Linked DNA regions of Homo sapiens: region 1 is linked to region 2. A link is a loop called in an ENCODE intact Hi-C map of the cell type or tissue named here. Cell type or tissue: CD14-positive monocyte. All regions are shown on one strand. Each heading gives the region's core, and the rest is flanking DNA. Links, peaks and the distances in the headings are about the cores only. Region 1 overlaps PREX1 (phosphatidylinositol-3,4,5-trisphosphate dependent Rac exchange factor 1). Region 2 has its middle 15 kb from the start of ARFGEF2.

Region 1 (15,673 bases), core at 6,580-11,579, 120 kb after region 2:
TCCAACATGAATGGGCTTCAGTGTCCTGGGGGGGGTCTGGGGGGAGCAGGGGGCCGTCATTTGGCCCTTTGTCCTGCTCTGCTGGACTCAACCACAAAGGCCAGCTTGATTCCCATTTGGCTTTTTTCTGGGGAAGTTGTGGTGCGGGGCTGGACCCTAGCTTGGCCACCTCTCAGGGACCCAAGCAAAGAGCTCCCTCTGGTAAAGGGGGATGATAGAATTTAGAGAATTTCCAGAAATGCTTTCCACCGTGATCAGTCCTTTTTCTTCCATTAAAATTTTAAAATTTTAATTATTTTAGGTATATCTTGTATGCAAAATGTACAATACACCAAGTAAACGGCTTGGTGAGCTTATAATAAGATATATCTGAATAACTGTCACTCAGATCAGATATTGCCAGCACCCCAGAGGGTGTCTTCTCCCAGTCAGTATCCCCAAAAGTAACCACTGTTCTGATTTGTATCTGCGAAGATTAGTTTTGCCTGTTTTTGAACTTTATGTAAAATGGAATTATATAGTATATGATCTTTTGTGTCTTTTAAATTAATTTAAAATGTTACAGCTATACATGTGTATATAATTATATGTGTATATAACTGTATATATAACTATATATGTATATATAATTACGCATATACATATATAAAACTATTTTATATACATTTTATATCACATCTATGTTATATATACCATATATGATGTACGACACATATAACTGGATATTTATATATACAGTATATATGTATATGTACACATATAAATATATAAATATATAAATGTGTAATCATTTTCATGGTTCAAATTAAAAAGCATACAGTGAGATAGAATGAAATGTTAGCCTCCAAGTTCCCTCCCCAGAGGCAGCCACTGGCCCCGGTGTCATACAGGCCCCTTCAGATAGTCTGGGTGTACCCCTTTTGTTACACAAGTGGGGCCCACAGTACACGTTTCTGCATTTTGCTTTGTGCCTGTATGATGGAGGTTGTTCCATGATAGCACATGGAATTGCCTCATTTCAAAAATGATAGCTGTATAGAATTCTGTTGAATGGAGGTACTTTTTTTTTTTTTTTAATTATTATTAAATTAGTCCCCTGTTGATGGACACTGAGGTTGTGCCCATCTTTTGCCATTACAAATCATGGTGGGACAGACACATGCCACTTCATACCTGTAAGTTTATTCATTTCTGGGAATGGAATTTCTGGGTTAAAGAGTGTATGTATTTGTAATTTTTCATTAATGTTTCATAACATGACAAATACAAATGCATTCTTCTTGTAGAAAATTAATGCATTGTGGATGAGGTAACCTACCCCTTCGTGTTCCTGGTTGCCTCCAGCCCCAGTTGCTCTTGTTAATAGGCTGGTGTGCAGCTTTCCAGATCTTTCCCTGTGTGTTTGTTCATGTCATTGCCACACATCGATGTGAACCTGCAGCAGTGACATAGCATGCTTTCGAGCACGTGCATTTGTTTTGGTAAAAGATACAGAGCAGAGGCTGGTGGAGCAGGTGGTTAAATCTGTAGGCTTGGGGCTGAGCTCCTGGGTTCAAATTCTGGGTCCCTGAGGGTAAACGTAGGATCACCTAGCATTCTGAGCTGGCTTTGCTCATGGGATGTGTATGTCTGGATAATCTTTTTATGTTGTTTTACACAGTTTCAGGCCCTTCCTTCTGACTTCTGCCTACCATTTTGCAGGGCGATTCTGCTGGAGTTTATACATTCATTCCCTTCTTGATGGGCATCTTGGTGGTTCCTGCCTTTTTCTTTTTCTTCTGGATTTCTCAGCCTCAGCTCTAGTGACATTTGGGGCTTTGTTGTGGGGGATTATCCTATCCTGTGCATTGTAGAATGTTTAGGAGCGTCCCTGGCTCTACCCACCAGCCAAAAGCACCCTCCTCCTCAGTTGTGACAACCAAAAATATCTCCAGACAGTGCCATATGTCCTCAGGGGTGGGGGGTTGGGGCAAGCAAAATTGCCCTCATTTGAAAGTCACTGGTCTGTACTAAGCAGTGCTGCAGGAGCATCCTTCTTTGAGCCTCTCTGTATGTGGGCAAGGTCATCATCATTGTATTCCCATTCCACAGATAAGGAAATGGAGGCTCAGAGGGGTTGAGTCATTTGTCTTGGGTCACACAGCAAATACGTGGCAGAACCAGCATCCCAGCTCTGCCAGGTACAGTTCTGGGCTGAGCTGAGTGTTTAGTGGGTGATGGAACAGACCCGAGCCCCTGTCCTTATGGATCTAACCCTCTGGTAAGAGGCAGACAGTAAGCCGGTCATCAAATACATACATGACACATCAGGTGTCATGTTAGTGACTGAGGATAAGGACGCAAGAGAATTACATTAACAATGTCACCTGACTTTTGGTGACATTTTGCAATAATAGTTGACATGTGAGGGTTTCAATACATTGGGAACTGTACTAAAGAGTTTCACTTAATCAACTCATAGGCTAGTCACAAAAACCCCTATGAGATACTGCAGTGGCTCGCTTCTGTGCCTCAGTTTCTTTATCTGTAAAACAGCTTCCCCATAGGACTGCTGTCTGGTACCCAGCAAGCACTCAATAAATGTTAAATAGCACTGCTGTCTCCCCAACATCCAAGGCCCAGTCCCCGAGGACTGTAGGCAGCCGGGGCCCCTCTTAGGGACCCTGTCCCTGGGCCTCTCCTCAGCCCCTCTCTTTGTCTCCGTGGCCATGGCAACCTGGCTGGGTGCTTGGCACTTCCCGGCCCAGCCCCCAGCCTGACCAGCCGGCCTCCTCCTCTGCAGAGGCTGCCCTGGCAGGCTCCAGCCTGGCTGGGAAGCCACCCCCACCACCCACTGATGGGGGCTCCTGGGCAGTACTGGTGCTGCCCTGCAGTGTGGGAAGGACCCCAAGCAAAGGCTCCTGCTGGGCCTCCTCTCTGCCTCCTGGCCTCTTTCCTTCTGGAGTGGAGAGAGAGCTCTTGTTTTCATTGTCCTGGTTAGCTCTGTCTTCCCAGCTTTGCCTCCAGCTTCCTTCAGGACTCTCTGTCCGCCCCTTGCCTTCCCTCTCTCTGTTTTTCTGTCTCAGTCTCATTCTCTGTGCCCCTATCTCCCTCTGTTTCTCCCTCTCACTGTCTGGCTTCTGATACTTCATTCACAGGCTGGTCCCTGCATCTGAGAATGAGGTGCAGGGCACCTTGAGGTCCCTTCCGTGCTCAGAGACAGGGCCTTGGTTTAGAGGGGCTCGTTTGCAGCTCCCAGTAGCTCAGTGAGAGCCTGCTGCTCCAAATTATGGGGGTGTTCATAAGGGGGTCCTCCCACTCTGTGGGGTAGGGGTCCTCTTGTCCCATGGGGGCTTCTAGTGAGTGAGGGGATCCTTTAGCCCGGTGAGGTCATATTCTGCCTGGTGAGTAAGGGGTTCTTCTCCTGGCCAGACACTTGGGAGGAGATGGGCTACTGAGCCACTTGCTTTGACATCTGAGCCAGCCATGTGAAGGGCTTGGACCTAGAAAACCCAGAATGGTTTCTTCCCATTTCCCTGGGAGTGGACCACTGTGAGTCGTTAAAATCATCATTTATTAATGGCCAGAACTGACCCTTACATATGAATAAGTAATGCTTCCATGTAATGCTCCAGACTTGTAGGGTCCTTGGGGACCCGAGAGGGATCAAGATTAAGAGAAAAGCCATTCCTGTCTGGCCTTTGCCTCGGGCTCAGAGAGAGTAAATGATTTGCCCGAGCAAGGGTTGCAAATCCAGATCCCTATGGCTGTGACCGGTAAAGCAGCCAGTGCAGGAAAAATCACGTAACCCTCTCCCCCTAACTTTGTCTCTCTACTTTCAACATCGATGTGGATATAGAGGAACATCTCTTTACCCTTAATCTCTCTGTACCTTGGTTTTCTCATCTGTAAAATGGGAATAACAAGAATGCCTATCTCATAGGTGTTTCTCTTTTTAATTTTTTAATTGAGTATAATTCACATGCCATAAGGAATTCCCCAAAGTGTCCACTCCAGTGGCTTTTGGTATATTCAGAAGCTTGTGTAACTGTCACTATCTTCTAATTTCAGAACGTTTTAATCACACCTGAAAAACAACCCAAACCCATTGGTAGTCACTCCCCATTATTCCACTTCCCCAATCCCTGGAACCATTAGTCTACTTATTTATGTATGTATGTATTTATTTATTTATTTTGAGACAGTTTCTTGCTCTGTTATCCAGGATGGAGTGCAGTGGCACGATCTCAGCTCACTGTAGCCTCTGCCTTCCGGTTCAAGCAATTCTCCCCCCTCAGCCTTCCAAGTAGCTGGAACTACAGGCGCATACCACCATGTCAGGCTAATTTTTGTATTTTTAGTAGATATGGGGTATCGCAATGTTGGCCAGGCTGGTCTCGAACTCCTGACCTCAAGTGATCCACCCAACTTGCCTCTCAAAGTGCTGGGATTACAGGCATGAGCCACCATGCCTGGCCCACTAATGTACTTTCTATCTCTACAGATTTGGACATTTCATATAAATGGATATAAATGGAATCATACTATGTGTGTGTGTGTGTGTGTGTGTGTGTGTGTGTGTGTATTTTTTTTTTTTTTGTATCTGGCTTCTTCCACATTGTAATATGTGTCAGAATTTCATTCCTTTTTTATGGCTGTATCATATTCCATTATATGGATATACATTTTGTTTATCCATTCATTAGCTGATGGACATTTGGGTTTTGACAGTTTGGCTACTATGAATAATACTGCTATGCACATGAGTGTACAAGTTTTTGTATGGAGATAGTTTTTATTTCTCTTGGGCTTTTACCTAGGAATGGTCTCATAGGTTTCTTGGGACGATTGAGTGAGTTCATAAAGTACAGCTCTCAGAACAGAGCCTGGGACAGCGCGGGTGCTAGATGTGTGTTAGCTCCTTTTTTTTTGAGATGGAGTTTTGCTCTTGTTGCCCAGGCTGGAGTGCAGTGGCGCGATCTTGGCTCACAGCAACCTCTGCCTTCTGGGTTCAAGTGATTCTCCTGCCTCAGCCTCCTGAGTAGCTAGGATTACAGGCATGAGCCACCATGCCCAGCTAATTTTGTGTTTTTAGTAGAGACCGGGTTTCTCCATGTTGGTCAGGCTGGTCTCGAACTCCTGACCTCAGGTGATCCACCTGGCCTCCCAAAGTGCTGGGATTACAGGCATGAGCCACCACGCCTGGCCTTAGCTCTTATTTTTATAAAACAATGCCTCAAGCCCTGGGCCTTGGATGTTGGGGAGACAGCAGTGCTATTTAACATTTATTGAGTGCTTGCTGGGTGCCAGACACCAGTCCTATGGGGAAGCTGTTTTACAGATGAAGAAACTGAGGCACAGAAGTGAGCCCCCACAGGCAGGCCCCCAACCCCAATCTGTGCCTTCTGGAGCACATGTCCCATGTCAAGCAAGCAGCCACCTCTCAGCCCCAGGCAGCAGTCCCCGTGCGGGAACTCGAGCCCGGTATTGCCAGATCTCTTGACTTCTTAAAGACATTTTCCAATGGCAGGAAATGTGGAGTTTTTGGTATGAAATCACTCGATTTTTAAAAGTTGGCAACTCAATCACATTTTTAACAAACACTTCATGGGCCAAACCAAACATGACTGTGGGCCAAACCTGTGGGTTGCCAGTTTGCATACTCTGCCCCCGGGTTGACTTGTTGCTGGTGGTGAGGACTTTGCTGGACACTGAACTTGATTTCAAACATTTCTGAACCTTGGGCACCCCTCTTTCCTGGGGAGTTCTGGCTCTTGTCCGTTTCAATTGTGTTGAAACCTGACCCATCACTGGGACGGTGGGCTTGTTGAGGACCCCCATGGCAGCTGGTCATCTTGGGATTCCTCCCTGTCACCCCCCAGGGTCATAAAACGAGACTTGCTCATATTGGGTGCTTATTCTGTAGTCCTTGACTTTACCCCTCACCAGCAGGGTGACCTTGGGGCAAATGACTTGACCTCTGTGCCTTGGTTTCCCCAGCTATGAAACGGGTAATAATAACACCTCCTCTGGGTTTGATGCAGCACTTAGGACAGCGTCCAGCACGTGGTAGGAGCTCAGTCATGTCAGCCACCGTTATTATTACACACAAATGCACAGACGTGCAGACACAGCAATGCCAGGCTCTGCCATCTGGCAGCAGCAGCGCGAAGGTAACGATTTATTTCTGTGTGCTTTGTCTGTCTGTGTTTACCGAAGGGAGTGATATTAGTGTGTGTGTGTGTGTGTGTGCATGAATCTGCACAGTTCCAAGTCAGCTAGCTGGGGTGCCGTTTTCTGCATGCATATCTCCTTGCATAAGTACAGTGTATGCATTATTCATGCACATGCGCACACTCTCACCCTCTCACATATTCCTGGGAATAAATATGTGTTGGGGTTCCCGGGTGGTGATAGCAGTCACCTGAGCAGCCAGTAATGTTTCAGTTGACTGGGGAGGGTGGGAGCTGATGGGGACAGGGTGGGTAGAGGTAAGCAGATGTTCTGGAGAATCTGGGTGGCTGCTGCTGGGGATGTTGGGATATGGCAGGGAAAGTGTTGAGTGCACTGAGGGCTGGGCTGTGGGACTTGGGTGCAACCCACAGCTTGTGGCTGTGGCTGTGGGGAAAGGTGCTGGGATTTGACTTTCACTGTCTCGGCATTCAGTGTTGGAGTGGATGGAACAGCCAGGCTTCCTCTAGGGCGTGCCTAACAGGCCCCTGATCCTTTCTCTGCCTCCCTTCACCTTCCCTTTCTTCTCTTCAGCATATTGCAGGCTCTAATTTAGGCAAAAACTCCTCAGAGTCTAAGAAAAGCTGAAGCATGCAGAATGAGCACAACAGAATTTAGCTGTCTCGAGAGGCAGCCTGGACCATTGAATTTATCTTTTTTTTTTCCGCACTCATGTTGAAGACTTTTTTTCCCTGTTAAACTTCTTAAATTACCTTGCAGCCCTCCACCCTCCTTTTTCCTTGGAGCCTGGGGAGAGTGGAGCCTTTTGTTCCTCTGTTTCCTCTCTTCCGTTCCTACTTTCGGGGGAGGCTCGTGGAACTTGAGGTTGCTTCTGAAATAGAGAGGTGGTTAGACTGGGTCAGCCCTAGAATGGATTTGACAACTTACTCATCATATTGTTAGCTGACACTTACCAAGCACTTAGGATGCATCCGGCTGTGTCCTGAGCATTCTGCATTCATTAACTGACTTATTTCTTCTGGCTGCCTTGATGGAAGTGTTCCTATTGTCCCATTTCACAGTCCAGGAGACTGGGGCACAGAGAGGTTTTGTCACATGCCCAGGGTTCCTCAGCGAGGAAAGGCTGAGCCAAGTCATGAACCAGCAGTCTGACTTCAAAGCCCACACTCTTAACTACAGCACTCTACTACTTCTTTGCTAATGGGTTCATTCAGCATATTGGTTGAGCACCTACTACGTGCCAGGCCCATTTTTCTCCTTCTTTCCTCCCCTTCTTCACTTCATTCTTTTTCTCCCTTCTTCTTTCCTCCTTATCCATCACCCATCCATCTCCCCACCCACCCACCTGTCCATCCATCTGTCCATCCATTTGTCATCCGTCCGTCTGTTCATCTGTCCGTCCAGTATTTCCTGCAATATACTCATTTCAGTATCAGTCTTATGATTTGTATAATATTCAAATACCAGTCACAACATTGTCTATATAATATTTTTACTCAATCTGAACCTCCTCCCTTTTTAAAAACTTTATAGTCTCAGCTTAATAATGTTCATGAAATAATGGTTTTGATATGATAGCCATAGTTACTCATATCAACATAAAAATACTCATTTCAAGTGGCTGCGTGGGGGCTGGCTGATAGCCTGGCCCTGCCACAGACAAGCTGTGTGACTCTGGGCAGGTGACTCCGCTCCCTTATCTATAGCACGGGGAGACTAATGATACCCACTGCTAAGGGTGTTGTATTAAATGAGATAACCATATGAACGTGCTTAGAGCAAGCCCACTGGCCCATCCTGAGCTCTCAGCAAGCCCTGACTGTTGATGATGTTGTTATTACCATCATTATTACTCAGAAAACCTCTGTGGTGAGGAGCAGAGTCAGGGCCTGAGGCTCTGCAGGTTGTCCCGTGATGAAGGTGGATGGAGATGTTGAGGAAGCAGATGGTAGATCGCACTGTGAAGTTGGGTGAAGCTGGGAACCTTCCATGACATTGGAGGAACTTGTTCCATTCTGAATTGGTGGTTATTTGGAAGGGGTAGACATGGCCGAACTTTGAAGGTTCTAGCTAAAGTCAGGGTTTTATTTAATCCTTGCATGGTGGGGCTCAATGTGTGAGTGAGTGTCTTAGTCTATCTTCTGTTGCTCATAACAGAATACCTGAAACTGGGTAATTTATAAAGAAAAGAAACTTTCTTCTTACAGTTATGGAAGCTGAGAAGTCCCAGGTGGAGGGGCCACATCTGGTGAGAACGTTCTTGGGGGTTCTAAAGAGACTCGAGGCAGTTTAGGGAATCACGTGGCAGGGGGGCTGAGCACACTAACACGCCAGCTCAGGTTTCTCTTCCTCTTCTTACAAAGCCACCGGTTCCACTCCCATGATACCCCATTCATCCATTAGCCCGTTAATCCGTGAATGCATTAATTCATTCATGAGGGCAGAGCCTCTTATGAGCCAGTCACCTCTTACAGGCCCCACCTCTGAATCTTGCCACAGCGGGTATTTGTTTCCAACACATGAAATGTGGGGGATGCCTTCAAACCATAGCAGTGACTGAAAACCCAAACCAGTCAGACTCATATAAGAGAAGAAGTATAATAGCCCATGAAGCTAGACCTACAGCTTCAGGTAGAGTTTGATCTAGGGGCTCAACGTACAAAGAATTGGCTTCATCCTGTGCTCTGTGTGCCTCAGGTGGGGGATGAGCAACACCTTTCAAGCAGCATCAGGGTACTTTACGGTAAAATGAGGGAATAGAAGCTGGTGGCCAAAGAGCTGAAGCCTGCCATCATCCTCAGGGCCAGAGCTTCTTTGAAAGAGGGGAGCTTCCTGTTTGAGGGTGGTAGGTGGGCATTTGGGTCCAAGCTCTGTGTTCTGCTACTGAGATTTCTGAAGGACATTTGAGGGCTGCTTTCATGACTCATCTTTGAATGAATTCACTCACCCAGGTTACATCATATCTCCAAACATCTGCCTCTATCCTGCAAAAGGCTCGAGGACACTGCCCGCCTGTTCCCTGGGTGGTGGGGCTTTCTTAGCAGCAAAATGTTCCCGGCTTACAGAAAACTTCCCACGGGCCTTTTAAATCCATCAAGTGAATTACAAGTTCAATTTGGGTTTGCACACATTCTCTCATGGTCCCCCGCTCTAGGGCTGGATGTGGCTGATTCCTGGGTGCGTTAATCTCGAAGCCTCCGCCATCTGCAAGTGAAGTTTAGCTCCCACATCGGCAGTTTTCCTGCCTTGCCTTTGCTTGTGTATATGTGACTTCCCTAATTTTGAGGTTTCTTAAAAACAGAGAAGATAAAACAAACCACAGCCATATTTCCCTCCTCCAGCATCTGGTGGCCACTTGTAATTTGTAATGTTGGGGAAAAAAAGTGTTTTGATCATTTTTCAAAATTAGACTTAAAAAATGTATCATTGGGTGTTCCTGTGTTAAAAGTTTGTTTTTTCTTTTCAGAACATTTTGCAACCAGACTTCTTTAGGGGTTTCCTTAGTCCTTCTTCTGTTCTCCAGATCAGCTTATAAAATTCCTTGCAAAAATGTTTTTTTGTTTTGTTTTGTTTTTTGTTTTATGGTTGCTTTTTTTTTTTTTAATGTAAGGGGGAAGACGAGGGTTTTCGTCGTCCTGCTTACATAAATCCATAATGTGGGGAGCAGCAGAGAGAGTAAATGAGCTCGAGAGTGCTCAGGCCTCTGAAACATTCTCTTGTGGACCCCGGCTGGCCGGGGGCTGTTTGCTGCCAGCGGGCATTCGCTGTTCCTTCAAACACTTGTAATGTGTGATGTTTTGGAATCAGCCTTTTTTCTTTCTTTCTTTTTTTTTTTTGTTTGTTTATAAAGGACCTTTATGATGTCTTTGAAAAGAAATCACTAGACAGAGCCAGCTTTTACATGATTATGAGATTTATGTATTCATAAGTGCCGTGTCGTCCTGGGATCGGGGGAAGCAGACACGAGTGTCAGGGTCTGTTTCCAGGGCTAAAAGGAAGAATCCTCCCCAGGCCTCCTCAGGGAGGGCCAGGGTTGAGGGGCGGTGGGCACTGTCGCCCGTCACCATGGTGAGGAAGGAGGGTGTCAGGAATGGCCTTCCAGCCCGCTTCTCGCAGCCTTTGCTGGACGTTTCTAGCCACCAGTGAGGCCCAGAGAATGGGTCCCCAGAGGGTCATCAGCATCTTATGCTCAAGGGGGCTTCTGAGAGGTTCTTGGAGTGTGTTGTGGGGAGGGGGGGCTGGGAGGGTCAGGAGTCGCATCCTTGTGACCTCTTGTCCTTCCCACGCCTCCTCCTCTTTCCCTCCCCTCCACCTCTCCCTTTCCTCTCCTCCCTACCCTCCTCTCTCTTTCTCTTTCTCTCTCTCTTTTTCTTTCTTTCTCTCTCTCTCTTTTTCTTTCCTTCCTTCTCTTTCTTTTCTTTTCTACTCTTCTCTTTTTTTTCTTTTCTTTCTTTCTCTTTTTTTTTTGACAGAGTCTTGCTTTGTGACCCAGGCTGGAGTGCAGTGGCATGATCTTGGCTCACTGCAACCTCTGCCTCCCGGGTTCAAGCGATTTTTCCCACCTCAGCCTCCTGAGTAGCTGGGATTACAGGTGTGCACCACCACACCTAGCTAATTTTTGTATTTTTAGTAGAGATCTGGTTTTGCCATGTTGGCCAGGCTGGTCTCGAACTCCTGACCTCAGGTGATCCACCTGCCTCGGCCTCCCAAAGTGCTGGGATTATAGGCGTGAGCCACCGTGCCCGGCCCCCATCCTCCCTTTTCTACCCTATCCCGTTTCCCCGCCACTTTCTTTCTCTCCTGCTCTCCCTCCTCTCCCTGAGTCTCCTTGTTGGTCATGTCTTGGGCCCAGGTTCTAGGGTCTCTGTAGGATGGGTCCCCAAGGGTAGGTTTGCCTAGCCCTTTAGAAAGTCCAAAACCTACATGCCCTGAAAGGAGGCAAATAGATTTGTTGCTTATTTGTCCTCCAAGGGGGTCCAGCTGCTTACCACCCCCCGCCCCCAGCATGCCACCAGGACCCCTCCCAGGGAGTTTTGTTCAGGCCTAGATTCCAGGTTTGACCTCACCTCCCCGACTCACCCCCTTTCTCTGCCCAGAGCCATCCTGGCCCCTGGCTGCTCCTCAGATGCTCGGGTCCAGCCCAGCCCCATTCTCTTCCTGCTGTGATCCATGAGCCCGCTCAGGCCCCACTGTCTTCATGGACCCTCCTCATGGCCTTTTCTGAACCCCCTGCTGGAAGGCACCGGCCCATCCATCCCGGCTCTTTCTGCCCTGTGGCTTTGCCTGCTGCTGTGTTGTCTGTCTCCCTTTGCTAGAGGTAAGCTCTGTCTTCCTGTGCCCTCCGTCTCCACCGCCTGCCACATGATGGGGGCTCGTCAGTATTTATGGAATGAATTTGGGGACATTGGTGCACTTTTTTTTTCCTGCTGATGCCTTGGATCAAAACCCTCTGAGTGCACAGGCTTACTGAGGGAAAGCAGAGGGGCTGCTGGCACCGGTGGAGGTGGTGACATCTTGAAGGTTGGAGGTAAAAGCCCAAAGAGACTGGCCAGCTGGGACAGGTACTTCTGTAGGGTGAGAGGGGGTGTCCCTGGAGTCCGAACATCAGCGATGAGGCCTGAGCTCAGCCCTGGCTGGCCGCTCTGCTATCTGGTGCCAGGCTCTGTGGATGAGTTTGGGGAACCTTGGGTGGTCACAGTGGCTGGAGCCAAGCCTTGGCACCACCAGGGGGTCCCACCCAAAGCCAGTTTCTTGAGCAGAATGGATGGCAGTGGAGGTACCAGTGGCGCTCAGCATCTTTGCAGCTTCGATGAGTGGGCCCTAAAGGTGTCCTCTGGGCTGGTGTTGGCTGCCACCCATCACAGGTGTGGGAGCGGGGCAGCCACTGCTGGTAAACCTCCTGTGGGCTTGTCAGAGGAGACCCCAGGCAGGAAGTAGGCTGACAGGCAGATCAGCACTTTAAAAAAATATGCTTCATCGAAATAGAAATTATATCTGGCTGGGTGCAGTGGCTCACGCCTGTAATCCCAGCACTTTGGGAGGCTGAGGCAGGCGAATCACCTGAAGTCAGGAGTTCCAGACCAGCCTGGCCAACATGGTGAAACCCCATCTCTACTAAATATACAGAAATTAGGTGGGTGTGGTGGCAGGTGCCTGTAATCCCAGCTACTTGGGAGGCTTAGGTAGGAGAATCGTTTGAACCTGGGAGATGGAGGCTGCAGTGAGCCGAGATCATGCCATTGCACTCCAGCCTGAGTGACAAGAGCGAAACTCGGTCTCAAAAAAAAAAAAGAGAGAAAGAAATAGAAATGATATCTGGAAGAACCTACCCATTTTAAGTATATACTTCAATGAGATTGCACAAGGGAGGGTCTGCTGGCTACACACAGGGAGCTGTGGCTGCTTCTGTCCAGCCAGTGGAGTGGGAAGGAGCTGCTGTGGGCTCAGGTGGGGTCAGGAGGACCCAGGACATTTAATTCCCAAGGTTTCATGCCCAGTCGCCCACTTGCCTTTCTCTTCTGGTGGGCTCCCAGTTCCTGTGGGCAGGTCGGCTTCTTGACCCCCAGAAAAGGGGCTTCTTTAGGGAAGAGGGGGAGGCCTTTCGGTCCAGCAGTGTGCAGATCAGGACGGCCTCACTGTCACAGAATAATTGTTACCAAAATGAGGCCTGCTGCTGAGAACTCATTGAAAATGGGCCCTAACATAGCAATATTGAGAATGTGGGGTGGCGGGGGTAGAGTCTAGATGAGTCCTTCACTTTGAAGAAGAAAACCACAATCCTAAAAATAGGTGGAATTTTATCCCGTCAGTAACTGTATTTAGAATGTAATAACAACATTGCATGAATTCTTAGAATCAACAAGGAGGGAACCAAGTGTTATTTTTTACTGTTGGGGGTATGTGTAATTTTTCTGATAAAATTAAATGATTACACGATGCCACATCATTCATGTAAGGTTTCACTTTATAGCATGATGATAAAGAGTCATTTTGCAAAACCCCTGGAGCCCGTTTTTGGACTTCTTGTGCACTCTCTGATGGTCAGAAAAGTTCCTTTGGAACTTCTTATGTGGTCTTCCTGGGCTTTCTTCACTCTCATTGTGAGCCAGCGACTCCTGGGTCTTTATTTGTTTATAGCTTTGCCTGGCAGCCAGCTGTGGTTCTCCAGCATCACTTTCACTGATGTCATAAAACCCTGCATCTTTTGCAGGATTTGCAGTTTCCTTTTGCAACTGATTTGCTTTCCGTTCACCTTGTGTTGTGACTGTGGTATATTCAGGAGCGTGAGATCCATAAAGACATGGAGGGGACATTAGCAGGTGAGCTGTTTGAGCAGGAATCACTTTAGAAGTGGCCAGCTCATTTGGGGTATTTTGAAGACAATGACTTTTCTTCCTTGGGGTACTTGGGTAACAGGTAGTGGTGAAGTGGATACTGAAGAAACATTTTAAGATGTGTCTTTGTTCTGGGAGATGCTGCTGAGTAGTCGAGACCAATCTCACTCCTGAGACAGGCAGGGTATGATTGAGACACGGTGTCAGGGTGCTGTGGGCTCTCGGTTTTCCTCCCGTACATCTGCTTAGGTCCTTTGTTATTTCTCCTCTGCCTCCTGGGTTCCGATGGTTTGGGGGTGCCAGCCCCCACCTGTGGGCCTCTTCTCTTCCTGGTGATGTCACTTGTGTCCTTTGTACCATCCCCACCTCTGGATTGCACCCGGGTATGGCCACTGTCTCTTTGCCATTGCTACTTGGATCTAAAATAACACCTGAAACTACACATGTGCTGAACCAAATTCCTCATCTTGCCCCTGTAACTGGTTCCTCCCTCTCTCTCTCATCTCAGCTAATGGCACCTCCATTCTTCCACTTGCTCAGGCCAAAAACTTCGGAGTCACTCTCCATCCTCTGTTTCTGTCTCACCATCCCATCCAGTGGCCAGTCTCATTGTTCTGCCTTCCAAGCCTCTCATCCTCACTACCCTCTCTGCCACCACCCCATCTAACAGACATTTCCTCTTTCACACACTTTACAAATGGTATTTTCTTTAGTCTTCATTCAACCATATCAGGCATGTATCCTTCTTTTTCATTTCACAAATGAGGATGTTGAAGTTCGGAGAGGTGAAGTCTCTTGCCCAAGGTCACGCAGCTGGTGAGTGGCAGCGCTGTGTAAACCCAGGCAACCTGGTTCCGGAGGCTGTGCTGTTAACCAGCACTCTGGTTTAAGGCCTTCTCCTCTTTTGCTTGGCCTGTTGCTGTAGCCCCGTCACCTCCTACAGTCCTTTTTGTCCACAGCAACCAGAGCGATCTTGCTAACCCCACCTTAGACTATGACACTCGCCTGTTCACTTCTTCTCCCTTGTGATGCCCCTCCTGGGACTCCTCATCACACTGCAGTGAGAGCGAGAATCCTTTATTGAGCCTGCTGCTCCATGGACCCTCTAAACACAGCCCGGCCTCTAGGTTCTTGCCTGTGCTGTTTCCTCTACCTGGGAAGTCCTTTCCCCAGATCTGCCCCTGGCTTGGTCTCCTCATCATGCTTTCAGTTCTGTGCTCAAATTTTCCCTTCTCAGAAGACCTTCCCTGGCCGGCCATTATTTTAAGCCAGACCATCCCAAACCTTTCCTCTACATTTAATGAGACTTTCTCACCACTTTAACAGGACATATTCATAGAAATGGATATATGGGTGTATTAGTCCATTTTCACGCTGCTGATAAAGACATACTCGAGACTGGGTAATTTATAGAGGTAAAGAGGTTTAATGGACTCACAGTTTCACGTGGCTGGGGAGGCCTCACAATCATGGGGGAAGGCAAAAGGCATATCTTAGGTGGGCAAGAGACAATGAGAACCAAGTGAAAGGGGTTTCCTTTTATGAAACCATCAGATCTTGTAAGACTTATTCAATACCACGAGAACCGCATGGGGGAAACTTCCCCCATGATTCAATTATCTCCCACTGTGTCCCTCCCACAACACATGGGAATTATGAGAGCTACAATTCGAGATGAGATTTGAGTGAGGACACAGCCAAACAATATCAGTGACCCAGCCTGACTTTTTCCTTTGCTAATTGTTGACTGAGTCACCCATGAGGACCCTGAGACTCAGCAGGAGAAGGACTTGCCAGACATCTGTGGCCAGGTCAAGGCACAGGTGGTCCCAGAGTCCAAATCTCCTGAGCATTGGCTCCCCTGATTTTTGTATAGTACAAATTCATCACCATCTGTAACAGGGTAAGTCATTTAAAATCTGTGGGCCTCCATTTCCTCAATTGTAACATGTTGCTGTGGTTTGAATGTGTCCCCCAAGGTTCAATTGTTGGAAACTTAATCCTTAATGCAACAGGAAATAGGGCCTAATAGGAGGTGACTGGGTCATGAGGGCATGCAAATTCGTAGCAAATTCATAGCTAGACATTCTCATCTGAGCTTCATAATAGCTCCTGGAGGTGGACCCCTTCCCTGTTTTCAGAAGAGGAAGGGGGAGTCCCTTACCCAG
Region 2 (15,673 bases), core at 6,970-11,969:
AAAAAATAAAAAAAATAGCTGGGTGTGGTGGCATGCACCTGTGGTTCCAGCTACTCGGGAGGCTGAGACAGGAGGATTGCTTGAGCCTCAGGAGGTTGAGGCTACAGTGAGCCATGATCATGCTACTGCCCTCCAGCCTGGGTGATAGAGCAAGACCCTGTCTCTAAAAAAACAAAAAAAAAGAAAAAGAAAAAGAAAAGAACCTTCAAATTTTAGCCGGGTACATGGCCACCTGGATTAAGGACCACATTTTTCGGCTCCTCTGGTTGTGCCCATGTGACTAAATTCTGGCAGATTGGATGCAATTTACAGGAAGTGCCTTTCTTCTACTCTTCCTTGGTTCTGTTGACTGGAATGCAGACTTTATGGCTAGAGTTCTGGCAGCAATTTTATTTATTTATTTATTTTTTGAGACTGAGTCTTGCTCTGTCACCCAGGCTGGAGTGGAGTGGTGCGATCTCAGCTCACTGCAACCTCCCCCTCCCGGGTTCAAGTGATTCTCCTGTCTCAGCCTCCTGAGTAGCTGGGACTACAGGCGCATGCCACCACACCCAGCTAAGTTTTTGTATTTTTTTTTTTAAGTAGAGATGGGGTTTCACCACGTTAGCCAGGATGGTCTCCATCTCCTGACCTCGTGATCTGCCCGCCTCAGCCTCCGAAAGTGCTGGGATTACAGGTATGAGCCACTGCACCTGGTCAGCAATTTTTTTTAAAACTGTGCCCTCCTGTAGGTGCTTCTCTCCCTAGCCTTGCCTGGGGAAGGAACTCTGGCTAGGCCCCTGTCCACGCTGGGCTGTTCCCCTTCTATCTTCCCCAGTCTAGGAGGTGGTCTCTGGGTCTGCCCCCTTTCTGCCTCTTCTTCTGTTTTCCTACTGCAGGCATCTTGTGGCCATATCTGTGTTTGTCCATCTCTCCTTTATTCTTTCTCTATTTGTCCCTATTTCTCTGTCTGTCCCCATTTTTGTGTCCCTGTGGTCTTATGTCTCGCTTTCCCTCTCACTGTTCTCTCTCTCTCTTTCAGTTATGGTGGCCAGATTTAGAAAATAAAAATACAGGATGTTCAGTTACATCTGAACTTCAGATAAACAACAAATACTTTTTTTAGTAAAAGAGGGTCCCATGCAATAATTGGGATGTGGTTATACTAAAAAGTATTCACTGTTTACCAGAAATTCGAATCTAGCTGGGCATATTGTGTTTTGTCTAGCAATCCTACTCCCAGTGCCCCTCTGTCCAGCAGCTGTGCTAGACTACTAGACAATTTTTAAAAAAATTTTTAAGGCAAAGTCTTGCTCTGACTGTCAGGCTGGAGTGCAGTGATGTGATCATAGCTCACTGCAGCCTCGAACTCCCGAGCTTAGGCAATCCTCCCACCTCAGCCTCCTGAGTGGCTGGGACTGCAGGTAAGCACTACCACACTGGCTAGTTTTTAAATTTTTTTGTTGGGACTGAGTTTCACCATGTTGACCAGGCTGGTCTGAAACTCCTGACCTCAAGTGATCTGCCCGCCTCAGCCTCCCAAAGTGCTGAGATTACAGGAGTAAGCCACCACACCCGGCCTGAAATGTGTATTTTCCATGTGTACTTTAAGACAAAACTCAAATACAACCCCCTCAATTCTGAGGTCAGGGCTAGGAGGGGTATTCGAGGCAGAAGCATCATTTGGCTGGGCCTCATATGAAGGAGGAGCCTCAAATATAGACTTTTGGAATTCTCTACAAAGGAGACAGCATGTGTGTGTGTATGTATAATATAGCTGCATTGTGTGTACATGTGTGTTTTATGTATTTATTTATTTACGTATGTGTGTATTTTGAGACAGAGTCTTGCTCTGTCGCCCAAGCTGGAGTGCAGTGGCGCTATCTTGGCTAACTGCAACCTCCACCTCCCTGGTTCAAGCAATTCCCCTGCCTCAGCCTCCCGAGTAGCTGGGATTACAGGTGCCCGCCACCACACCTGGTTGATTTTTTTGTATTTTTAGTAGAGACTGGTTGCGAACTCCTGACCTCAGGGAATCTACCAGCATGTAATTTATAATGTAAATTATATTCTGCTTATTTGTGTTCTTTGTGTCCAGCTGCACTAAAAAAATGTGAATTTCTTCAATGTAAATATGTAACACACCGCAGTTGTGTGGTTTAAGTTGTGGGGTTTATTTTTGTCCCTGTGTCTTGGTTTGGGCTCCCCCAAAAGACAACCCTATGACAGGGATTCCCATATATTTGGGTGGTGATCCCAGGACCCATCAGCAGGGATGTGGGATGGAGCAGGGAAGAGAAGGGAAGGCAGCCAATGCAGGTGTGACACCAGCTGGTGACCTCCGAGGGCACCAGAGTTCAACCCCACTGGGGAGCTGGGGAGCCAATGTAGACCCGTCTGAGTTACCCCAGCTGAGGGATTAGGAAGCTGGGATGTTCATTCGCCAGGTTCCCATCTGCCATTGCATAAGGGCTGTTCTAGGGACATTAACTCTGACACTTGGTCCTGCACTCAGACTGCCAGCCCCTAGAGCCCCAGGGCCAGAACATAGCAGGTGCCCTCAGACAGCAGCTACCTCCAGTGAGTAGAAGTGAGTGCCCAGGGCAGACAGCTGGGGGCACCAACAGTGTCTGCTACACACTGTTTCGGTACTTTATTGGTTTTAAATATGCCAGACTCTAGGCCTGAGTGCTGTCTCTGGCTGCAGATGTGTGTTCAGCCAAGACGGGGCAGACCAGAAGTGCCAGATGGTGAACAGCCTGGGGAAAGCCCCACAGGGAAGAACAGACAGCGCTGTAGGGTTCTCTGCTCAGTTTCCTAGAGGTGCCCTGGGGACTCAGCCTCAGGTGCCCGCAGAGGTGTCTGGCTGGATGACCCCCTCAGGCTTCCTTCCCTTCCCAGTTTCACTTCTCCACTCTTCCACTGCTGCTTCCTGGAAGCACCCCCAAATAAACCATTTGCACCCAAATCCTTGTCTGAGGATGTGCTTCTGGGGAACCTAACTGTAGTGGACAGATTCATATTAGACCCCAAAGATTCCAGTATCTTGAGCCCCTAGGATCTGTGAATACGTGGCCTCACGTGGCAAACTTTGCAGATGGGATTAAATGAAGACTCTTGAGACGGGAAGATTATTCTGGATTATCTGGGTGGGCCAAATGTAATCACAGGGGTACTTAGGGAGGCAGGGAGGTCAGGGAGAGGGAGGCAGGGAGGTCAGGGTCAGAGAAGGAGATATGATGACAGAAGCAGAGGTTGGGGTGATGCCGTTACTGGCTTTTTATTTTTTATTTAACAAGGGAGCCTTCAGAATGACATTACCGGCTTTAAAGATTGAGGCGGGGGCCAGGCACGGTGGCTCAGGCTTGTAATCTCAGCACTCTGGGAGGCTGAGGCAGAAGGATGGCTTGAGCCCAGGAATTTGAGACCAGCCTCGACCCTGTCTCTATAAAAAATGAAAAAATTAGTCGGGCGCGGTGGTACACACCTGTGGTTCCAGCTACACAGAAGGCTGAAGTGGGAGGATTGCTTGAGCCCAGGAAGTTGAGGCTGCAGTGAGCAGTGATTGCACCACTGCACTCCAGCTCAGTCTCAAAAAAACAAACAAAAGATACTGGGTGGCCAAGAAGCATGACAAATGCTCCTCACAGGTAACCTTTAGATAAGCCACAGGGAGAAGGAGGGCCCTTCCAGGTGAAAGGAACAGCATGTATAAAGGCATGGGAGCTAGACTGGCCAGGAAGTGGGTTGGGACTGTGGGTTTTCCTTGGATAGAAAATGGATCAGGAAAATGAGGGGATCCAGGGTCAGGGAAGTGCTGGTGGGAGTTTAAGACAAATGAGGTGGAAGGGTTTAAAAAAACTGGAGAAGGCCAGGCACAGTGGCTCACACCTGTAATCCCAGGAGTTTGAGAGGCTGAGGCAGGCAGATCACCTGAGGTCAGGAGTTCGAGACCAGCCTGGCCAACATGGTGAAACCCCGTCTCTACCAAAAATACAAAAAATTAGGCATTGTGGTGGGTGCCTATAGTCCCAGCTACTTGGGAGGCTGAGACAGGAGAATCGCTTGAACCCGGGAAGCAGAGGTTGCAGTAAGCTGAACTCCAGCCTATGTGACAGAGTGAGACTCCATCTCAAAAATAAAAAAGAATTGGAGAAAATTAAGAGAGGAGCCAGCTGGGTCAACGTGATTAGGCATTGTCAGGGTCCCTCCTCTCCCGTGGCCACCATCTCGCAGTCTTGAGGTAAATCAGCAGGACTTGTTTTCCGAGCACTGATCACAACCACCATAGCAACCCAGCTCATCAGAGCAGGATCTGGTTGAAACAGGATGCAGTGAAGAAACAGAACATGGCAAAGAAAGTGACCTCTAGTTGCCCTCACTGCTCGTTAGCACAAAGACGCTCCCACCAGCACCCTGACAGTTTACAAATGCCATGGCAACAGCCAGGAAGTTACTTTATATGGTTTCAGAAACTCCTCACCCTTTTTCCAGAAAGTTCTGGATAACGTGCCTCTTCATTAACATATAATTATAAGTGGATATAAATACAGCTGCCAACAACCCCTATGCCCAGGGGTTAGCCCTGCTCTGCAAGGAGCAGTACCTCTGCTGTTGCCGTACACTGCTGCTTCAATAAAAGTTGCTGTCTAACACCACTGACTTGCCCTTGAATTCTCTGCTGGGTAAAGCCAAGAACCCTCCCAGGTGAAGCCCCAGTTTTGGAGCTCACTTGCCTTGCATCAGTCTGGCTTGGCTCTCCCATGCAGAGTTCTTGGTTGAACACAGCAGAGGCAGACCCAGGCAGAGATCTCCAGTAGCCTCCTTCAGCATCATTCTTTCTTTCCTCTTTAGCAACATAACTCTTATTTTTAGTTGAGGACCTAACCGCTCAGCTAAGGACTGCTCATTCCTGCCTTCCTTGTACCTAAGCGTGGTCTTGTGATTAAGTTCTAGCTATGAGATATAAGCAAAGGATTAGGAGGGACTTCCAAGTGGTTTCCTAAAAAGGGAGGGGCATGTTTTTCTTTAACCTTTCCTCTTCTCTCCTGGCCAGAATGTGAACACAATGGCTGGAGCTTGGGCAGCTATTTTAGACCCTGAGGCAATGTGCCACGTGGAGCGGAGCCAGAGCACCAAGACACAAGGATACTGGGTCTCTGAAGACCTGGTGGGACCTGGACTGCTGAGTTCTGTACATTTTTCACAAAGAGAAAATCAACTATCTTGTTTAAGCCACAGTTGTTTGGGAGTTTTCTGTTGCATGCAAACAAACCCAATCAATACACAAACTACTGCTAACTTCAGCTGCAAAAGTGCTTTCCTGGAATGATGAGAGTCTTTTTCAAAATGAATCAGAAGACTGGAGAATCAGGCTCAGAAAATAGGTGGAAAATGAGGGATGTGAAGGGTTCAGAAATTGCACCAAAGAAGATTCTGGAAAGGATGCTGTTGCTGTCTTGGCTGGATGCTGCATCCCCACTCTTGGCCTTGCCTCAGGGGCTGCCACTGGAAACAAGATGCTAGTCAGATGTCACCACCACTCCTTTCAGAACAAGTCTAAACCTCCTGGTCTTTTGTGTTGCTTACTCCAGATTCAAAGTCCTGAGCCAACACATCTGACCAGCTGAGTGAAGGTCATGAATCTGCACCCCAGCTGCTGGCTGGAGCAGACACTCAGCTCTTCTGATTAGCTTTCTACCCTCTTCTTTGAGTCAGCAGGAGACTGTGGAATCATGAGGTCAGACCCTTCATGGGTCTTCTGTCCACAGAAGTGGTCTTACTCCTTGTTTTGATTATCTACTGCTGTTTGACTGTCTACTCCTTAGTGGCTTAAAACAATAGTTGATGATTACTCACCATGCTCTGGGTTGACTAGGATCAGCTGGGCGGCTCTTCTGCTGCATGTGGTCTTAACTAAATCTGAGGTCATCAGTGGGAGCTCAACTGTGCTAGAATGTCTGCAATGGTTCACTCACATGTCTGGGACTTTGAGGGGGGACAGCCAAAATGCTGGGATAGCTGGGATACCTGGAGCGCTCCCTGTGTAGACTGAGGGCCTCTTCCTATGTGGTTTCTTCAGCAGGGTGGCCAGATCTCTTACATTGTGACTCAGAGTTCTAAAAAGTGACAAAACAGAAGCCACCAGGATTTTTTTTTTTTTTTTTGAGACAGGGTTTCACTCTACCACCCAGGCTGGAGTGCAGTGGTGCAATCATGGCTCACTACACCCTTGACCTCCTGGGCTCAAGCAGTCTTCCCACTTCAGCCTCCTGAGTAGCTGGGACTACAGGAGTGCACCACCACTCTGGCTAATTTAAAAAAAAAAATTTCATAGAGATGGGGTCTCACTATGTTCCCCAGGCTGGTTTCAAAATCCTGGGCTCAAGGGATCCAGCTGGCTTGGTCTCCCAATGTACTGTAAAGATGTGAGCCACTGTGCCCTGCCAGGCCTTCTTTAGGCTTTGACTTGGAGTGGCACAGCGTCCCTTCTACTACATTCTATTGGTTAAATCAAGTTGCTAGAGCAGTCCAGAATACACACTTGAGGAGCTACACAAGGCTGTGAAATACTAAGGGACGTAGTTGGCTGGTGGTGGTTGGTGGGGGGAGCATCTACAGCAGCTTCCACCTTGCTCTTTCCCAGCCCCCGTGCAGGTTTCCTGGAACTGCTCGCAAATGAAGGCCCATCCACTTGGCCTCACAGGAGAAAGTGTGGTGCAGTGGTGGAGTGCAGACTCCAGGCATAAATGTCCAGGTTTGAATTCTGGCTTTGCCTCCTTGCTGGCTATGTCACTCTGGCAAGGTACTCAACTTCTCCTGTCTCAGTTTCCCTATCAGTCAGGTGGGGATAATAACAGTGCCTGTGTCATGGATTTCTGTGTAAGGATCATATGAGTTAATGTATATGCAGCACCTGGAATATTACCCGATGCATTGTAGATGCTCTGTGCTTGTTCTCAGTCAAAGGGCCAGTGTATTACTTGATCAGCAGATGCCCATTAGGTGAATCACTCACTGAAGTCCAGGAAGGGACACAAAAGAGAGGACAGAGTGTCCAGGGTCTTATGGTTTATTATTATTGGGAGGCAGAAAACAAGACAAAGATGAAAGGATGCAAGAAACAAAATACCATGGATATAGGCAAATCCACAGACACTGAGAGTAGATTCGTGGTTGTCAGGCATTAGGAGGAGGGGGAAATGAGGAGTAAATGCTCATGGGTACTGGCTTTCATTTTCAGGATGATGAAAATGTTCCCAAATTAGATGGTGGTGATGGTTGCACGACTCTGAATATACTGAAGGCCACTGAATTGTACACTTTAAATGGGTGAATTCTATGGTATGTGAAGTGTATCTTGATAAAGCGGTTTAGGAAAAGAAAATACAGCCAGGCATGGTGGCTCATGCCTGCAGTCCAGCTACTTGGTCGGGGGGCTTAGGTGGGAGAATCACTTGAGCACAGAAGTTCAAGACCATCCTGGGTAACACACCAAAGCTCCATCTCAAAAAAGAAAGAGGCTGAGCATGGTGGCTCACGTCTGTAATCCCAGCACTTTGGGATGCCAAGGCGGGCAGATCACTTGAGGTCAGGAGTTGGAGACCAGCCTGGCCAACATAGCAAAACCCCGTCTCTACTAAAAATACAAAAATTAGATGGGTGTGGTGGCACATGCCTGTAATCCCAGCTACTCAGGAGGCTGAGGCAGGAGAATCGCTTGAACCCGTGAGGCGGAGGTTGCAGTGAGCCAAGATCACACCACTGCACTCCAGCCTGGGTGACAGAGTGAGACTCTGACTCAAAAAAAAAAAAAGAAAGAGAAAGAGAGAGGGAGAGAGAGAGAGAAGAAGAGAAAAGGAGAAAGAAAGAAAGAAAGGAAAGGAAGGAAGAAAGAGAGAGAGAGAGAGAAAGGAAGGAAGGAAAGAAGGAGAGAAAGAAAGGAAGTAAGGAAGGAGAGAGAAAGAAGGAAGAAGGAAAGAAAAAGAAAGAAAGAGGAAGGAAGGAGAGAAAGAAGGAAGAAGGAAAGAAAGAGAAAGAAAAAGAAAGAAAAGAAAGAAAGAAAGAAAGAAAGAAGGAAAGAAAGAAAAAATTGATGGATAAAGAACCCTACAATGCAGAGATACAAGAGGCAATAGTGGCTAACACTACTTCTCTGGTGCTTCCTATAGGCCAGGGACTGTTCTGAGTGCTTTACTTAAATTGGCTCATTGAATCCTTACAAAATCCCCAATATTTCCCCCATTTAACAGAAGAGAAAACTGAGGTTTCTTGTCCAAGGTTACATGGCTGGTTCACATGAGAGCTGGGATTTGGGTCCAGGGTGTCAGGCTCCAGCAGCTGAACTGGTAATACTGGATGCTGTAATTTAAGACGTGACAACTTAGTATAGCACAAAGTGACCCTCAGGTGAATAGGCAAAGAAAAACTGGAGTTTAGAAGACCACGGAGAAGAGCTGTGAGCTGGATGTTGAAGGATGCTTTGGCCTAAAATAGACAGGAGGAGGGGAGACGGTGATATTTCCTCTGATCTAATCACCGTGTAATTCTTCAGCCCTGTCCTTGGCCTCAGGGACACTGCAGTGGGCAAAATGCCCAAGTCTTTACCCTCATCAAGCTTAATTTGTAGCGTGGGAAACAGATCATAAACACATAAACAAACGTGGGGGTGGTTAAAGCCTTATTATGTCATATTTTCAGTTTTTATCAGGAATTAGTTGTTGTGGCTGTTTTGAAATAAAGTCCACAAATTCGTTGACACTCTTCTCATTGAAAGGTGAGGTCTACATCCCCTCCCCTTGAAACTGGTTGGGCTTTGGAGAGTGTTGCTAACAGAATATGACAGAAGCGATGCTAGGTAGGCAGGGCCCAGTGACTCGCACCTGTAATCCCAGTGACTCGCACCTGTAATCCCAGTGGCTCGCACCTGTAATCCCAGTGACTCGCACCTGTAATCCCAGTGGTTTGCACCTGTAATCCCAGTGGTTTTGGAGACGGAGGTGGGACTGTTGCTTGAGCCCAGGAATTTGAGGTCTCAGAGAGCTCTGTCACCCACTGCACTCCAGCTTGGGTGACAGAGCAGACCCAAACTTTAAAAAAAAAAAAAGAAAAGAAAAGAAAAAAGAAATAAAGAAAAAAGGCCAGGCATGGTGGCTCACGCTTATAATCCCAGCACTTTGGGAGGCTGAGGTGGGCAGATCGCCTGAGGCCAGGAGTTGGAGACCAGCCTGGCCAACATGGTGAAACTCTGTCTCTACTAAAAATACAAAAATTAGCTGGGCGTGGTGGCATATGCCTGTAATCCCAGCTACTCCAGAGGCTGAGGCAGGAGAATCGCTTGACCCGGGAGGTGGAGGTTGCAGTGAGCCGAGATCACACCATTGTACTCCAACCCAGGTGACAGAATGAGATTCCGTCTCAGGAAAAAAAAAAAAAAAAGAAGAAGAAAAAGGCAAATTTAGACAGTTAAGGGCACAAGCCTCAGGGACTGCCTGAGTGTGAAGATGAGGGAGAGTAGGTGTCTAGTGTGACCCCCACGTTTCTTACTTGGGGAACAATGGGTGGTCAGGCCATTTACCAAGACAGAGAACGAGGAAAAGCTGGTTTCAGAAGAAGCATGTTAAAGATTCTAACTCCAAGATTACACCTTCCAATAAACATCCCTCTTAAGCAATGCTAGCTTCTGCAACACCTCTTAGATTATCTGACTTTTTTCATAAAAAGGAAAACTTTTGCACCGCTGCCAATGCAATTTCTATATTGGCCACCAGAGAGCACCAATGCTCGAGCAGTTCAACTAGACTCACCACCTGGTCCTGTTTTACACTTTAGAAAAAAAAAAAAAAAAAAAAAAAGCCGGGGGAAAGATTTTGGCTTCATCATCTTGTCTCAGAATCATTCTCGTGAGCTTCCCTGGCACCGGGATAAAATCTGATAGCTATGTCATGTGTGAAAAAGGTTTGGCTTATTGGATCCCTCAGTGCTAATTAGGAAAAAATCTCCTCCCTCACCACAATTTTCCATGTGTGCCTGAGCCCACCTCACGAAGTCCAGGGGACTTTCCTGATTTGTTTTGCATTGCTAGCCTTAGGCAAAACCCAGCACATTTTGCTTCTGATACATTTCCACTGCTGCCTCGTTTTCCCCACTGTCACCCGTGACCTCTGTGCTTCCCTCTCATTGCTGTGCTTCCAGCCCCGGGAACTTGCTCCTTCAGTTGCCTGATGGGAAAGCACAGAGGGTAGTTCCTTCCTAGAAGTGATTTCAGCCCCATTGCCTCCCATCCCCTCGCCTCTCATTCTCCAAGGACATTCAGCAGCTTGTGGGGGGCGGGGTATCAGAGCCTCACAGACCAAAGCCTGGTGTCTGCTGCCCTAGGTCTTTCTCTCTCTCTTTCTTTCTTTCTTTTCTTTCTTTCTCTTCTTTCTTTCTCTCTCTCTCTCTCTCTCTTTCTTTCTTGCTCTGTCGCCCAGGCTGGAGTGCAGTGGCAGTGGCGCCTTCTCGGCTCACTGCAACCTCCGCCTCCCGGGTTCAGGTGATTCTCCTGCCTCAGCCTCCCGAATAGCTGGGACTAAAGGAACGTGCCACCACACCCAGCTAATTTTTTGTATTTTTAGTGGAGATGAGGTTTCACCGTGTTAGCCAGGATGGTCTTGAGCTCCTGACCTCGTGATCCTCCCACTTTGGCCTCCCCATGTGCTGGGATTACAGGCATGAACCACTGTGCCTGGCCCTTTTTTTTTTTTTTTTTGAGATAGATTCTTGCTCTGTCGCCCAGGCTGGAGTGCAGAGGCACGATCATGACTCACTGCAGCCTCCACCTCTCGGGTTCAAGCAATTCTCCTGCCTTAGCCTCCCCAGTAGCTGGGATTACAGGCGCCCACCACCATGCCCAACTAATTTTTTTTGGTATTTTTAGTAGAGACGGGGTTTCGCCATGTCGGCCAGGCTGGTGTCAAACACCTGACCTCAGCTGGTCTGCCCACCTTGGCCTCCCAAAGTGCTAGCATTACCGGCGTGAGCCACCGCGCCTGACCTGCCCTAGGTATTTCTTTCTGTTGTTCTTCTAGATGACTCTAGGACCCCTGACCTCCTGGGGGGCCACTGCTTCCCCTCTAAACCCGCTCCCATGGCAGGCGATTTAGGGCCAACTCCCAAGCCAGATCCCACCAAGGGTGATGGTTCCCAGAGTCCCCTGGGCCCAGCGGCAGAGGGGACCAAAACTACCCACTGTTGTCATTAATGCACCACCTGGAAGTCATTATTTGGCAATAGAATCTCTCTATTCCTGAAGGTACCAAGGCCGTAGGAATTACAGATTCTCTCTGGTCTGGTAAACATTATCTCCCAGACTTGTGGCTGCATAGAATTCATCTCAGCCTGCTGAGATCATTGCTACTCACCTGGTTTTCCCATGATCAGAACTAATTTCTTTCTTCTTTTTTTTTGAGACTGAGTCTCACTCTGTCGCCCAGGCTGGAGTGCAGTGGCGTGATCTCGGCTCACTGCAACCTCTGCCTCCCAGGTTCAAGCAAGTCTCCTGCCTCAGCCTCCTGAGTAGCTGGGACTACAGGTGTGCTCCACCACGCCTGGCTGATTTTTGTATTTTTAGTAGACATGGGGTCTCGTTATGTTGGCCAGGCTGGTCTTGAACTCCTGACCTCATGTGATCCGCCCGCCTCGGCTTCCCAACGTGCTGGGATTATAGGTGTGAGCCACCGTTCCCAGCCAATCAGAACTAATTTCTGTCTTGGGGTTCTCTTGTTGCTTGTGCCTCCATTAAAGCAGTTATCCTGGGATTTTATTCTTTTCAGAGCCTGAAAACCTCCTTTGGGCAAAACAATCCCTTTTACACATCTCAGAATTCCTTAGAGTTGGGATATCTGACATCCGACATCCTCTGACCACACACACACACACACACACACACACACACACACACTCTCTCTCTCTCTCTCTCTCTCTCTCTCTTTCTCTCTCCGCCCCCCCCCCCACCATCACCTGGCTAGACTGTAGATGGTGAGGAGGTCGTTTGCTTCTTTGTTTATCAGTTCCTGGTACTATGGGGGAACACACAGGCATGTAGTGAAATTTTCATGAAAGTAAACTTAAACAACTACCATTTATGTTAATATATTAATCTCCTTTCCTTTTTGGGGGTAGTGATGTTGGTGGTTAAAATGTTCTTTTACTGTGAAGTAATGGAAAAAATATTTCTTTAATTTTATTTTATCCTGTAGTCTTTACTTGGCAATATAAAAAGTAGACCATCTTATTTCGGTTGCCCAATCATTCATTTTATTTTTAAGAATTTTTACTGCCTTTGAGAAGTCCAAGAGGCTGGAAACTGTTGTCCCACCATTTTCAGCACAGTCCTCAAAGCAGAGCCATCCTCAGGAAACACCAAATTGCCATAAGACACAGCAGTTCCACTCCCAGATATACACCCAAGAAAATGGTACAAGGTACACACACACAATCTCGTAAAAAATGGATGTTTATAGCAGCGTTATTCACAATAGCCAAACAGTGGAAACAGCCCAAATGTCCATGGATGGATGGAAGGATAAATGAAGTGTGGTCTATCCATACAATGGGATATTATCCAGCCACAAAAAGGCGTGAAGCCTTGATACATGCTGCAATATGGACAGATCTTGAAACCGTGATGCTAAATGAAAGAAGCCAGACCCAAAAGGCCACATATTACATGAAATGCCCAGAGCAGGCAAATGTATAGAAACAAAAAGCAGGTGGCAGCTGCCAGAGGATGGGAGGAGGGGTTAAATGGGAGTGGTTGCTCATCGGTATAAGTGTCCTTTGGGGTGATGAAAATGTTCAAAAATTGATTGTGGTGATGGTTACACAACTCTGTGAATATACTAGAAACCATTGAATTGTACACTTTAAAAGGGTAATTTTGACATATGTGTATTATATCTCAATAGAAAAATAAAACAGGCTGGGGTGGTGGCTCATGCCTGTAATCCCAGGACTTCGGGGGTGCGAAGGCTGGAGGATCTCTTGAGGCCACGAGTTTGAGACAAGTCTGGGAAACATAGTGAGATCTTGCCTCTACAATAAATAAATAAATAAACAAATAAATAACCGGGCACGGTGGTGCATGCTTATTGCCCCAGCTACTCGGGAGGCTGAGGTGGAAGGATCGCTTGAGCTCAGGAAGTTGAGGCTGCGAAGAGCTATGATTATGCCACTGCACTCCAGCCTGAGTGACAGAGTGAGGCCCTATCACACACACAAAAAAAAAAAAAAAAGAGAGAGAAAGAAAGAAAGAAAAAAGAAAAAGAAAACGACACATCACATTGTTGCTCATGGGTTCAAAGGGATTAAATTTTTTCTAGCGGGCCTACCACCCAGCTGGCCTCACTGTTCTGGTTCCCTTGTTGACTGTAAGCCTGACCGTGGCTGTTATGTCTGCAGAGCGCATGAAGCCCACTGTGGTTTGGTGGCATAGCCTCTGACCTGCTAGCTTGTGAGTTCCTGTGACATGTCACTGAGAGGGACAGAAGGTTCCCCATTTTGGAAACACTTTGGGGCTTCTACTAGATCTTGATCTTCTTGGGGGTAAGGTCTGTGTGTTCTTCACTGTGTGGACCCCAGTACTGCACTGCATCAGGCATTCATTCATTTGTTCATTCATGCAACTCAAGAACTATTAATTGAACACCTACTATGTGCCAAGAAATTGTGCTACGTGCGGAAGACACAGCTGTAAAGCAAACAGGCAACCTGCTCTTATGGAACTTAGACTGTAGAAATGCAGTGCATCTCAACTGGGGGCTATTTTGCCCAGCAGAGGACATTGGACAATGTCTAGGAGATGATTTTGGTTGTCATGACTGGGGATGGGGTCTAGGGTTAGAGGTCAGGGATGCTGTGAAATATCCTACAATCAACAGGATAGCTAGCCCCCACAACAGAGAAGCATTACATTCTTTTTTTTTTTTTTTTTTTGAGATGGAGTCTAGCTCTGACGCCCAGGCTGGAGTGGAGTGCAGTGGTGCAATCTCAGCTCACTGCAACCTCTGCTTCCCAGGTTCACACGATTCTCCTGCCTCAGCCTCCTGAGTAGCTGGGATTACAGGCGGACACCACCACGCCCGGCTAATTTTTGTATTTTTAGTAGAGACGGGGGATTCACCATGTTGGTCAGGCTGGTCTCGAACTCCTGACCTCGTGATCCGCCCGCCTCGGCCTCCCAAAGTGCTGGGATTACAGGCGTGATCCACCGCACCCGGCCCAGAATCATTACATTCTGTCCAAAATGTCAGTAGTGCCAAGATAGAAAAACCTTGCATGGCATTATTGCCCAGTGAGTGGTTGTAGGATTTCATTGAACTGAAACTGCAGCCTTGGGCAAAATTGCATAAGATGGTTTGCCTGAGGCGTGTTGACTTTTGTCCTCAATTCCTTTCTCCCTGTTCTTCGAGGTTGGAGGAGCCTGTGAAAGTACTGTACTCTTCACCCAAAAGCTCTTCACAACCCCTTTCCCCTTGCCTTTTGCTCTTTTTGGAGGCTGGCAAGATAAAGCCTCCACTTTCCCAAAGGTGCTTGAAGCTGGGAATGACCAGCGAGTTTGGGCTAATGAGCTGGAGGCAGAGTTGCTGAGTGGGGCCATCAGAAAAGCTTCTGGAAGGTTCACACTCCCCTGGCTGCCTCCTGGGCTTTCAGCCCTTTAGAGCTGTCCATCCTCTGGCCACAGTGATTGGGAATAGACACATGACCCAAATTGTTCCCTTGAGACTTGAAATCCTGCAGGAATAATGGGAAAAGGGGAAAGAGCTGCAATTGCCATGCTTGGGGAGTTAGCCTGTGAGTGAGGTTAACCCAGAGGAAAACACAGCCAAGGCATGGAAAGAATGAGTTCTGATGGTATTGAGCTCCTGGATTTAGCCATGCCTGAAGCTATCCCAGTCCCAGATTTTTTCAGGTCTATTAGCCAACAAGTCCTTTTTTTTTTGGCTTAGTTTGTGTTAATTCAGTTAACAGATATGTGTCAGTTACTGTTTTAGGTGCTGGGGCTACTCCAGGGAGCAAGTCCTCATCTCTTCCTTGCATTCCAGTGCAGGCAGACAGACAGTGAACAGGACAATATGTAACATGTACAGCATGGTAGATGGAGATGAGTGCTCTAGAGAAAAATAAAGCAGAGAATGGGGTAAGGGCAGGGCACGGTGGCTCACACCTGTAATCCCAGCACTTTGGGAGGTTGAGGCAGGCAGATCACATGAGGCCAGTAGTTTGAGACCAGCCTGGCCAACATGGCAAAACCCAGTCTCTCTACTAAAAATACAAAAATTAGCTAAGCATGGTGGTGTGTGCCTGTAGTCCCAGTTACTCAGGCGGGTGAGGCACGAAAATTGCCTGAACTCGGGAGGTAGAGGTTGCAGGGAGCCCAGATTGCTCCACTGCACTCCAACCTGGGAAACAGAGCAAGACTTTGTTTCCAAAAAAAAAGAAAGAAAAAGAAAGAGGTAGGAAGTGTTGGGGGGATAATGTTAAGTAGGTTTGCAAGGAAAGTCTCACTGAGAAAAAAATGGAAGGAGGTAAAGGAAGTTGGTGTGGGAAGAGCATTTCAGCAGAAGGAACAGAAAGTCTAAGAGCCATGCAGTGAGAGTGTGACTGGAGTTTTGAAGAAATAGCCATGAGGCTGGTATGGCTGGAATAGAGGGAA

Evidence for each region. A loop is a pair of places that touch in the nucleus more often than their neighbours do. Peaks named below come from ENCODE experiments on the same cell type or tissue, not always from the same donor. Only the 100,000 strongest peaks of a DNase experiment are listed, where the experiment ranks them.
Region 1: a loop joins it to region 2, with 3 times the contacts of the local background. A loop is called at or near these places in 3 of 110 quality-filtered maps.

What each region holds. Positions count from the first base shown.
Region 1 is chr20:48,781,708-48,797,380 of GRCh38, reverse strand. The region is part of intron 1 of PREX1 (phosphatidylinositol-3,4,5-trisphosphate dependent Rac exchange factor 1); the gene reads left to right. Among named protein-coding and RNA genes, the nearest start is that of PREX1, 38 kb to the left of the region's middle. RefSeq lists enhancers at 2,228-2,881, 2,882-3,537, 8,063-8,162, 8,263-8,322, 8,903-8,962 and 3 more and a silencer at 7,084-7,183. In CD14-positive monocyte, for the core only: no CTCF peak of the experiment used is centred there; DNase peaks (open chromatin) are centred at 8,510, 9,110 and 9,430; H3K4me3 peaks cover 2,659 bases; H3K27ac peaks cover 5,000 bases.
Region 2 is chr20:48,899,294-48,914,966 of GRCh38, reverse strand. No RefSeq gene overlaps it. Among named protein-coding and RNA genes, the nearest start is that of ARFGEF2, 15 kb to the left of the region's middle. In CD14-positive monocyte, for the core only: CTCF peaks have their summits at 9,536 and 9,735 (motif pointing right); a DNase peak (open chromatin) is centred at 9,766.